2 separate regions of the Homo sapiens genome follow, and region 2 is linked to region 1. A link is a loop called in an ENCODE intact Hi-C map of the cell type or tissue named here. Cell type or tissue: psoas muscle. All regions are shown on one strand. Each heading gives the region's core, and the rest is flanking DNA. Links, peaks and the distances in the headings are about the cores only. Region 1 overlaps USP25 (ubiquitin specific peptidase 25). Region 2 overlaps USP25 (ubiquitin specific peptidase 25).

Region 1 (5,379 bases), core at 186-5,185:
TCAACTTCAAAGAAACTGTTAAGAAAATGCAAATACAAGCCACACATTGGGAGAAAGTATTTGTAATTACATATACATGATAAAAGACAACCAAAATATAAAGAATTCCTACAACTCAACAGCAAGAAGATAACCCAACTAAGAAATTGGGAAATAATCTTAACATGTTAAAAAGAAGACATAAAAATGGTCAATAAGGAAAAGACAGAGGCCCTGGGTTATCAGTAGCTCTCCTGCAACATCCCCTGCCTGCCTCCCACACCTCCCTCCCCCCGACCATAAAAGATGCCCCTGCTTAGAAGCTTAAGGCAGAACAACATCAGCACTCAGGAAAAGAAGGAGTGGGAAGGGAGGGGAAGGGAGGGGAAGTGGCGGGGATGGAGGCCGTGGCCCTAAAGTGGTCAGTCAGCCCTCTTGCTTTAGACAGCAAACCGAGAGAATTCTACACACTCTTCTGCTCATGCAAGAAATGCTTGGAAGAGCATTTACTTTCATTCAAAAGCGGCAGACCCGGCGGGGTGCGGTGGCTCACGCCTGTAATCCCAGCACTTTGGGAGGCTGAGGCAGGTGGATCACCTGAGGTCAGGAGTTCAAGACTCGCCTGGACAACATGGAAAACCCCATCTCTAGTAAAAATACAAAAATTAGACGGGTGTGGTGGCAGGCACCTGTAGTCCCAGCTACTCAGGAGGTTGGGGCAGGAGAATCGCTTGAACCTGGGAGGTGGGGGCTGCCGTGAGCTGAGATCACACCACTGCACTCCAGCCTGGGCAACAAGAACGAAGCTCTGCCCCAAAACAACAACAACAACAAAACTGCAGACCCTAGGAGGCCGAGACAGGAAGATCACTTGAGGTCAGGAGTTCAAGACCAGCCTGGCCAACATGGCAAAACCCCGTCATAAAAATTAGCCAGGCCTGGTGGCGTGTACCTGTAGTCCCAGCTATGTGGGATGCTGAGGCATGACAATCACTTGAACCCAGGAGGCAGAGGTTGCAGTGAGCCAGATTGCACCACTGCACTCCAGCCTGGGTGACACGGTGAGACCTTTGTCTCAAAAATAACAACAACAACAAAAAAACGCAGACCCTAAGGTTTGCCTAAGCCAACACCAAGATGGACAAAAATAAAGTAATGGCAAACCCCACCAATGTTCACACAGCCCTAGGACCACACCTCCTAGCACAGGACCCCATGACCTGAGGGAGTGGCTCTGATCTCTGTAACCCCAAAGGCCTGAAACCCCTACCCACTTTACACCATAGAAACCACAGAGCTGACCAGGGTCATCTTATATGCTGCTTTCAGCTACTCTGCTACAGTTCGACATGCTCAGGTACACTGGTGCTCTCCTCCTGGCGCCACCCAGCAAGAATGGAAACACTGTCAGTTCTGTAAGTTCCACTGTTCTAAGTGACTTCAATTCCTGCCTCACTTGGGAAGAAGCCTAGAAGCCAGTTCTGCAAATCTGCATGATGCTACCAAAATTGGTAAAGAGAGTGTCCACTGACCCCAGGAGGCCTGCGCAGAGCTGTTTCTGATAGCCACAGTAGACAAATTCCCAGGCAGGCAGGGACAGTAGACAAATTCCTAGGCAGGCGCCACAGTAGACCAATTCCTAGGCAGGCGCCACAGTAGACCAACTCCTAGGCAGGCAGGGACAGGTCCCTGGTGAAACCTGACCTTCAAACCAAAGACAGTTTAAAGCCTACCAAGCTGCCTGTTCTAGATATAGATAGAGTCCACAGCTGGAGTGAAAACTTTTCTTTTTGCCTACTCTTTCCCAATTGGTTCTTTCCGAATAATGCTTTTAAACCAATTGAATGTTGCCTTTTCCAAGGCTACCTCCAGCCCACATCTCCTCATTCCAAACCTAAAAAAACCCTGGACTCAACTGCAAAGATGGCTACCAGCTTTTGGGGCCCCCTCACACAGAGGGCTATCCACTTCACGTCCCCTCTCATTGTCAAGAGCTTTTCTGTTGCTCAATAACATTCTTCTCTGCCTTCCTCACTCTCTGGTGTCCACGTACCTCATTATTCTTGGTCACTGGACAAAAACCCAGAACTCGCCAAACGGTGGGAACAAAGAACGGCTGTAACACGCACCTGGCTGGCTCCTGGAGCTGTGGGCAGTGGGCATGAAAAGAGCTGTTACACACTCCCAATTGCTGGAATATGGGAGTGATGAGCCGCGACCCCTCTGGGGGCCCAAACATCAGGACCCCTCGAACTAGAACCATAATACACCCCCATTCACAAAGCCATGCGCAGCAGGAATAAACAAGCTCTAACACACCCCCATTCAGGGAGCTGTGAGCGGCAGGAACAAGAGAGGGCTGTGGCATTCCCTGGTGGCTCAGACCTCGGGACTCCCCAGGCAGAAGCTATGACACCCCCTTGGGGCTCCACGGTTGCTGCCGTCTCCGAGTTTCTGGGTTCCACCACGTTCCCCTCATCTGAATGCTGGAGTCCAGCTGTGGAAGCCACATGCGGTATACCCAGTCCCGCCATGGGCTGAGCACGGAGTGGCAGTGGTCGTGGGATCTGGGCTGGGGATCAGCTGAGAGCACCCTGCTGGGCCGAGCAGGCAGAGCGAGCCCAGTGAGTGTAAGCAAAGCCTGGGCAGAGGCACTGCTGGCCTTAGAGGTTTCTTGCTGGTGAAGTGGCACCGATAAAATCTTGTGTCACTTCTTCCCTCCAAAAATTGAGGATTTTAAACCTCAGGTAGTGGACCATTTCTCGTTTCCTTTCTTCTGTGCTCATCCTCAGCTCTGCCCAGCTCCAAAGCCGTTCTCCAAAGCCCCATGGGAAAACTTCAGGGCATTCTTGATCAGACACCCAGACCCAGCCCAGAGGCCTCACACGAAGACAAAGAAAACCCCAGAACTTCATTCAGCCCAGTGTTTCTGTAGCTCCACCTTAACTGAGACATTTGATTATGCATGTATTCTGGCATGAATTAAGACACAAAACTTTTGTATATGTGAATGCACAGTTGGTTTCAACATTGGTGTTACCATAACAAGCCCTGGCCACTAATGGTACATCATTCCTGGCTCCTCTCTGCACACCCCTCCCCAGCACATCTATCCCACTTCCGTGAGGATGTAGCTCCCAGCTCTGCAAACAATTCTGCCCTGATGACCTAATGACCTCTCACCACACACCACCCATTTCCAGACTGAACAGCAACAACAAAAACCCAACAGATATAGTGGGGGTTTTCCAATTCAGATTCCTCTTCTTCCCTGTCTTCAGACAGATAAAAAACTGTTAAAAAAAAAAAAAAAGGAAGTATCTTTCTGCCCAATTTCTGTCCAATTTACTTACCTCACCACAGTTCATCCCACCCCTGCAACTGCACTATGTTCTTTTCAAACTTCCAACCCAACTAAAATGTGAAATTATTTTTGTACACGGTGTAATAAAATATGTATCATAAAGATTTCTCATGTATGTGTGCAATTAATTGTTAAAGAGATAAATTTAATATTTACTTTGAGGCATGATGAAGAAATGAGTTCCCATTTTTCAGCAATGTACCTTTTTATCAGGTGTTAGTTTAAACAAGCAAACAAAAAAAATTGTGCAATCTCAATTTGTTTTGTGAACATATTAGCACTTGGTCCTGGAGTGTTCTACCTTTAGCTACATCTCTGACATTTTTGCCATTTTAAGACTTGGAAGAATGCAGCTACTGTGATTCCTATCGTGTAGGAGTGTTAAAACTGGATAATGTATGAGAAGCAATGTTAAAAAAAATCATCCTCAAACTGGCCAACAAGCACTTGAAAGACATCCAAAATCATTAGTCATTAGGGAAATATACAATTACTACCACAATGAGGTACACCACATATTCACCAAATGGCTAAAACATAAAAGATTAAAAATGCCAGGTGTTGGCAAAAATGTAGACCACCTGAAATTCTCCTATATTGCTAATGAGAATGTACAATGATACAATCAATTTGGATAACAATTTAGTACTATAACAATTCTACACCTATGTATTTGCCCAAGAGAAATAGAAATACGTCTCAAAGACCTGCTTACAAATGTACACATAACATTATATATGGGTCAAAAAACTGGAAAAAAAAAAAAAAGTACATCAAAAGGTACATGAATACACAGATGTGAGAATATTTATATAATATTACTCCATAGTAAAAAGAAACATATTGATACATGCAATAAAACATGGGTGAATCTCAAAAGCTTTTTGCTGAGCAAAAGCAGTCAGATGCGAGAAAAAAAAAAAATTTGGTATAAACAAATCGATGTGAAGACCCAGAACAGCCAAAACTGATCTACAGTAATAAAAATCAGATCAACAGTTGCCTGAAATAATGACGGTGTTGATAATTAATGAGAAAGGTGATACAGGACAAATTTTGTGGAGTGACAGAAATGTTCTGTATGGCCAAATTCATCAAATTACACACTTTCAGTGTAAATCATACCACGATAACATTAACTTGAAAAAAGTCAAGATAGCAGTAGTGTGGGGGTGGGGGGTGGTGTAGAAAAGAGGGACAGTATGAATGAGGAACAAAGGAAATTTCCAGGACAATAAGATATTCTATTTCATGTCTAAAATTGTACAAAGAATACTAATCTTAATATATTTAAGTTGTACATAAGTTTTCATATGCTATGGTTAGCCCCCACAAAAAAATCCTATAGGAATTATTCATACACAAATACACACGCACATACCAAAAAAAAAAAAAAAAAAAAAAAAAAAAAAAAACAGCCAGAAAGAAACAGGAAGATTACAACTTTAGCATGTACAATCACTTTCCAACTCCTTAATCCATCGATTCAACTTATTTGTGCCTCCAGGAGTAAGAGGGGCAAGTATCCCACCTAGCCACCTGAAGCTTTGGGTTTCCATAGAGATGTTGGCCAGAAAAGCCTGAGGGAGGAGACAGCTCCTCTACAAGGAAACATGTTGCTGCACTGATGGAGAGAAACACCTGAAACAAAAAAAAACAATGTCCGTTCAAAGACCCTGCTTCCATATTAAATTTGGTGTATTGTGATAATTCAATCCCTAAAGGACCCCTGCAGTCAATTTACACAGTGCTCAAGGCACTTTTACCTTTAAGAATACTAATTAACTTCAACCAGTGATCCTCAAACATTAAGTGCAGAAGAATAATCTGCGATTCTTATTAAGCAGGCTTTAGCCCAACCCTCAACATCTTGAAACAATACGTCTAGGGTGAGGCACAGAAGTCTGCACTTTTAGCAAGCACTACAGATAATTAAGACAGTCCATAAAAACCATATTATACGAAACTGATCTAAACCTATAGTAACAAGACTAAGGAAAATATTGCTGGGCATTTAAAATATCCAGCAGTTCAGA
Region 2 (5,379 bases), core at 139-5,138, 74 kb before region 1:
ACTATCAGCAATTTCTTAACAGTAACTGATTGGGGAAGCACGTATGTCCTTTGCTTACTATTACAGTGCCAAAACTCCCTGACAGATGAATGCATGGATGAATGGCTACACAGATGCAGCTACAGAGATGGATAAAGAAACAGAGATGGCTGGAAAGAAAGAAACTAGTTGAGGTAGACATATAAGTTAACAATATTTTATAAAAATGATTTCTTCCTTGAGAAGGGAAGTTCTTCCATCTGACCTTATGCAATCACATAGCAATTTTACAAGAAAAGGAATCTGGGCATCGTGGACAAATTCCAATAACAGTTGATATAAGTAGCATATATCTGTTTTAAAATCCACTGTAATATCAGGATTTTTCTTCTTTATATCGAGGAACTAGCATGCTGCTAATGGCTGGTACCTTGATTGAAAGGTCTAAAAAGACTGAACAATGTCCTAAGATTTTAAAATTCTGAGATAAATTATTTAAGTGAGAATTTGACATAGATTATAGGCCATATTGACTGGACAGGTCTCCTGAATGTCTAAATTACCAATTAAATCCAAACATACTCTCTGAGTATTCTCTCTCAATTATTAGGTAGCTCTATAATTAGAACCTTACATTGTGCTATAGCATTGTAAGAAAGACCTAGGGAAGAAAGGGGACAATGAAAATGTTAAACTCACCTCTTGGCCTGATTTTCCTGAATTCTCTGAATGTAAAGACTCAATTTCTCCTTCAATCATTGCAGCTTCTAGGCACTCATGCAGATCTTTGAACCCATTGACCTGAAGTGGGTACTGACCAAACATTTCAGTGTTTTCAAATTTTTTACCTATAAGAAGGGAGAAAATTAATAATACTCAATATGGCCTTCTGGCTACTAAAATTAAGAGTACGTAAGGATTCTCACCTGAACCTGAAAATTGTAACACTGACTGATTTCATTCCTGAGAAGTGTTAGTGTTAATTTTCCTGTTGGTTTATACACATGTGCAAATGTACATTTATACCCAGCCATAGATATTACACATCCACATATATGTAATTATATACACACATATGTATGTATATTTTTTCTCGCAAGAAGCATTTTCTAAGGGCAAGATACTGTACTGAACACTGGGAATATATACAGCAGTGAACAAGAGAGATATGGTCCCTGAGCTGAGAAAATTCTCAGCCTCATTTAAAAAACATTATACCCATTAACTTCACATATATTTATAAACAAATAATTACAAATAATTATATTACAATTGTTATAAAAAGAAAGTTGTGATGAGACAGAATTATGTGAGAGGTATAAAAATGGGAGCTTAGTCTTGGAGGTGGTGGGGAGAGCAGGGAAGACCTCCATGGCAAAGGACATTTAAGCTCAGACTTGAATAATGAGTGGGAGTTAGCCATGCCAGAGTGCTGGGGGACTATAGAGTATTCTTGGCCATGGAACAGCATGATGAAGACTTTAAGGCAGTAAAGAAGTTGATATGTTTAGGAACTAACAGGAGGTTAGTGTAGCTTGGGGAACCAAGGGAGAGATTACAATGAAAAGTCAGGCAGTGAGTTAAAATCTACAAGGTCTTGTGGTCCTATTAAGAATTTTTTTCCCCACCACATTCTGGGTATAATGCAAAGTCACTGATACGGTTTGGCTGTGTCCCCACTCAAATCTCATCTTAAATTGTAGCTCCCATAATTCTCCTGTATTGTGGGAGGGATTCAGCAGGAGATAATTCAATCATGGGGGCGGTTTCCCCCATACCGTTCTCGTGGTAGTGAATATGCCTCATGAGATGTGATGGTTTTATAAGGGGTTTCCCCTTTGGCTTGGCTCTTGTTCTCTTCTCTTGTCTGCCACCAAGTGAGACATGCCCTTCACCTTCTGCCATGTTAGGCCTCCCCAGCCCATGATTGTTAGGCCTCCCCAGCCATGTAAAACTGTGAGTCCATTAAACCTCTTTCTTTTGCAAATTGCCCGGTCTCGGGTATGTCTTTATCAGCAGCATGTAAATGGACTAATACAGTCACTGAATGGTTAAATCTAAGAATAACAGGCTCAGGTTTATGTCTCTGAAACACCTTTAAAGTCCCTGTGTGAAGTGGGTGGTCATCTGTTAAAAGACTATTGCAGAATCTATCCAGAAATAAAGGTAGCATGGATGAAGGTTGTTAAAAGTAAAAATACAGAAAAGAGATAAAATTACATACATATACATTTATACATATATGCAAGGAAGGGCACCAACAGGACTTGACTGAGCAGGATAAGAGATAGGTAAGAAGGAAAATATCAAGAATAACAGAATTCTGGCATGAACAACTAGATGATGATAATGATTACTATTTTTTTTTTTTTGAACAACTAGATGATGATGATGATGACATTTTATTTTTTATTGAGACAGAGTCTCGCTCTGTCACCCAGTCTGGAGCTCAGTGGTGTGATCTCGGCTCACTGCAAACTCCGCCTCCTGAGTTCCAGCAATTCTCTTGCCTCAGCGTCTCTAGTAGCTGGGATTACAGGCGCCCACCACCACACCCGACTAATTTTTGTATTTTCAGTAGAGGTGGGGTTTCACCATGTTGGCCAGGCTGGTCTCGAACTCCTGACCTCAAGTGATCCACCTGCCTCAGCCTCCCAAAGTGCTGGGATTACAGGCATGAACCATCATGCCTGGCAGATTATGGACTGAAAATGGCACCACTTAAGTAAGAACACAGGATTTTTTTTTTCTTTAGTTTTGAGGTAGCAGTGGAAATCACTGGTTCATTATGATCCATGAGATTTCAATTTGAGAAGACAGTTGAATATGAATCTGTAACTAAGATTAACATTCTGGAATAAAGATAGAATTGCTGGCTTATTGACAGCAGGAAATTAAGGCACTGAATGAGATGCCTAGGGGATGGGACAGGAAGAAGAAATGGGCCTAAACAAAGTCCTAAGGTTCTGCTACCTTTATATGCAAAAAGAGACTATAAATACAACTTTTCTTAGAAGTACCCACTGAGGCAGGAAAAAAGCCACAAGAATATGGTGTTACAAAAGCCAGAGAAATGTGTTTTTAAGGAAAGAATAGGAAAAAGGAGGAAGAAGAGGTTAAGAGTCATCAGCATTAACAACTGGTAAGAATTCAATATGGAAAGTGTATTAGTCCATTATCACGCTGCTGATAAAGACACATCCCAAACTGGGAAGAAAAAGAGGATTAATTGGAACTACAGTTCCACATGGCTGGGAAGCCCTCAGAATCGTGGCGGGAGGCAAAAGGCACTTCTTACATGGCAGAGGCAAGAGAAGATGAGGAAGAAGCAAAAGTGGAAACCCATGATAAACTCATTAGATCTCATGAGATGTATTCAATATCATGAGAATAGCACAGGAAAGACTGCCCCACCATGATTCAGTTACCTCCGCCTGGGTCCCTCCCACAACATGTGGGAACTCTGGGAGATATAATTCAAGTTGAGATTTACATCAGGACACAGCTGAACCACATCATTCCAGCCCTAGCCCCTCCAAATCTCATGTCCTCACATTTCAAAACCAATCATGTCTTCCCAACAATCCCCCAAAGTCTTAGCTCATTTTAGCATTAACCCAAAAGTCCACAGTCCAAACCACATCTAAGACAAGGTTAAGTCCCTTCCGCCTACAAGCCTGTAATATCAAAAGCAAGCTAGTTACTCCCTATAAGAAGGGAGAAAATTAATGATCCTCAACATGGCCTTTTGGCTACTAAAATTAAGATTATGTAAGGATTCTCACCTGAACCTAAAAACTGTAACACTGACTGATTTTTTTCCTGAGAAGAGTTACAATTGGAGTACAGGTACTGGGTAAATACAGCCATTCCACATGGGAGAAACAGGCCAAAACAAAGGGGTTACAGTCTGAAATCCAACAGGGCAGTCAAATTTTAAGGCTCTGAAATGCTCTCCTTGGATGCCAGCTCTCACATCCAGGTCACACTGATGCAAGAGGTAGGTTCCCATGGTCCTGGGCAGCTCCGCCCCTGTGGCTTTGCAAGGTACAGCCTCCCTCCTGGCTGCTTTCACGGGTTGGTGTTGAGTGTCTGCAGCTTTTCCAGGTACACAATGCAAGCTATCAGTGGATCTAACATTCTGGGGTCTGGAGGACAGTGGCCTTCTTCTCACAGTTCCACTAGGTGGTGCCCCAGTAGGGACTCTCTGTGTGGGCTCCAACCCCACATTTCTCTTCCGTACTGCCCTAGCAGAGGTTGTCCATGAGGACCCCAACTCTGTAGCAAACTTCTGCCTGGACATCCAGGCATTTCTATACATCTTCTGAAATCTAGGTGGAGGTGCCCAAACCTCACTTCTTGACTTCTGTGCACCCGCAGGCTCAACACCACGTGGAAGGTGCCAAGGTTTGGGGCTTGCACCCTCTGAAACAATGGGCCGAGCTACACCTTGGCCCCTTCTAGCAAAAGCTGGAGCAGCTGAGACACAGGGCACCAAGTTCCTAGGCTGCACACAGCATGAGTACCACGGGCAGCCCACGAAACTATTTTTTCCTCCTAGGCTTCTCTGGGTCTATGATGGGAGGGGCTGCCAGGAAGACCTATAACATATCCTGGAGACATTTTCCCTATTGTCTTGGGGATTAACATTTGGCTCCTTGTTACTTAACACAAATTTCTGCAGCCACGACTTGAATTTCTCCTCAAAAAATGGGGTTTTCTGCTCTACTGGATCATCAGGCTGCAAATTTTCTGAACTTTTATGCTCTGTTTCCCTTTCAAAATGGAATGCTTTTAATAGCTCCCAAGTCATCTCTTGAATGCTTTGCTGCTTAGAAATTTCTTCCACCGATATCTTAAATCATCTCTCTCAAGTTCAAAGTTCCACAAATCTCTAGGGCAGAGGCAAAATGCCACCAGTCTCTTTGCTAAAACATAACAAGAGTCACCTTTGCTTCAGTTCCCAACAAGTTCCTCATCTCCATCTGAGACCACCTCAGCCTGGACCTTATTGTTCATATCACTATCAGCATTTTTGTCAAAGCCATTCAACAAATCTCTAGGAGGTTCCAAACTTTCCCACATTTTCCTATCTTCTTCTGAGCCCTTCAAACTGTTCCAACCTCTGCCTGTTACCTATCTCCAAAGTTGCTTCCACATTTTCAGGTATCTTTTCACCAACGTCCTACTCTACCGGACCCAATTTACTGTATTAGTCCATTCTCAAGCTGCTAATAAAGACATAGGCAAGGCTGGGAAGAAAAAGAGGTTTAATTGGACTTACAGTTCCACATGGCTGGGGAGGCCTCAGAATCATGGCAGGAGGCAAAAGGCACTTCTTACATGGCAGCAGCAAGAGGAAATGAGGTAGAAGTAAAAGTGGAAACCCCAGATAAATCT

Evidence for each region. A loop is a pair of places that touch in the nucleus more often than their neighbours do. Peaks named below come from ENCODE experiments on the same cell type or tissue, not always from the same donor. Only the 100,000 strongest peaks of a DNase experiment are listed, where the experiment ranks them.
Region 2: it touches region 1 in a loop (2.7-fold over the local background); 46 of 110 quality-filtered maps call a loop at or near these places.

Annotation. Positions count from the first base shown.
Region 1 is chr21:15,740,021-15,745,399 of GRCh38, reverse strand. All of the region lies in intron 1 of USP25 (ubiquitin specific peptidase 25), which reads right to left. It also overlaps the pseudogene RBPMSLP. Among named protein-coding and RNA genes, the nearest start is that of USP25, 13 kb to the right of the region's middle. RefSeq lists an enhancer at 2,449-3,093. In psoas muscle, for the core only: no CTCF peak of the experiment used is centred there; no DNase peak of the experiment used is centred there.
Region 2 is chr21:15,814,146-15,819,524 of GRCh38, reverse strand. It overlaps USP25 (ubiquitin specific peptidase 25), which reads right to left. Exons shown (of 26, transcript NM_001283041.3): 10 at 679-827. Among named protein-coding and RNA genes, the nearest start is that of USP25, 87 kb to the right of the region's middle. In psoas muscle, for the core only: no CTCF peak of the experiment used is centred there; no DNase peak of the experiment used is centred there; H3K27ac peaks cover 1,247 bases.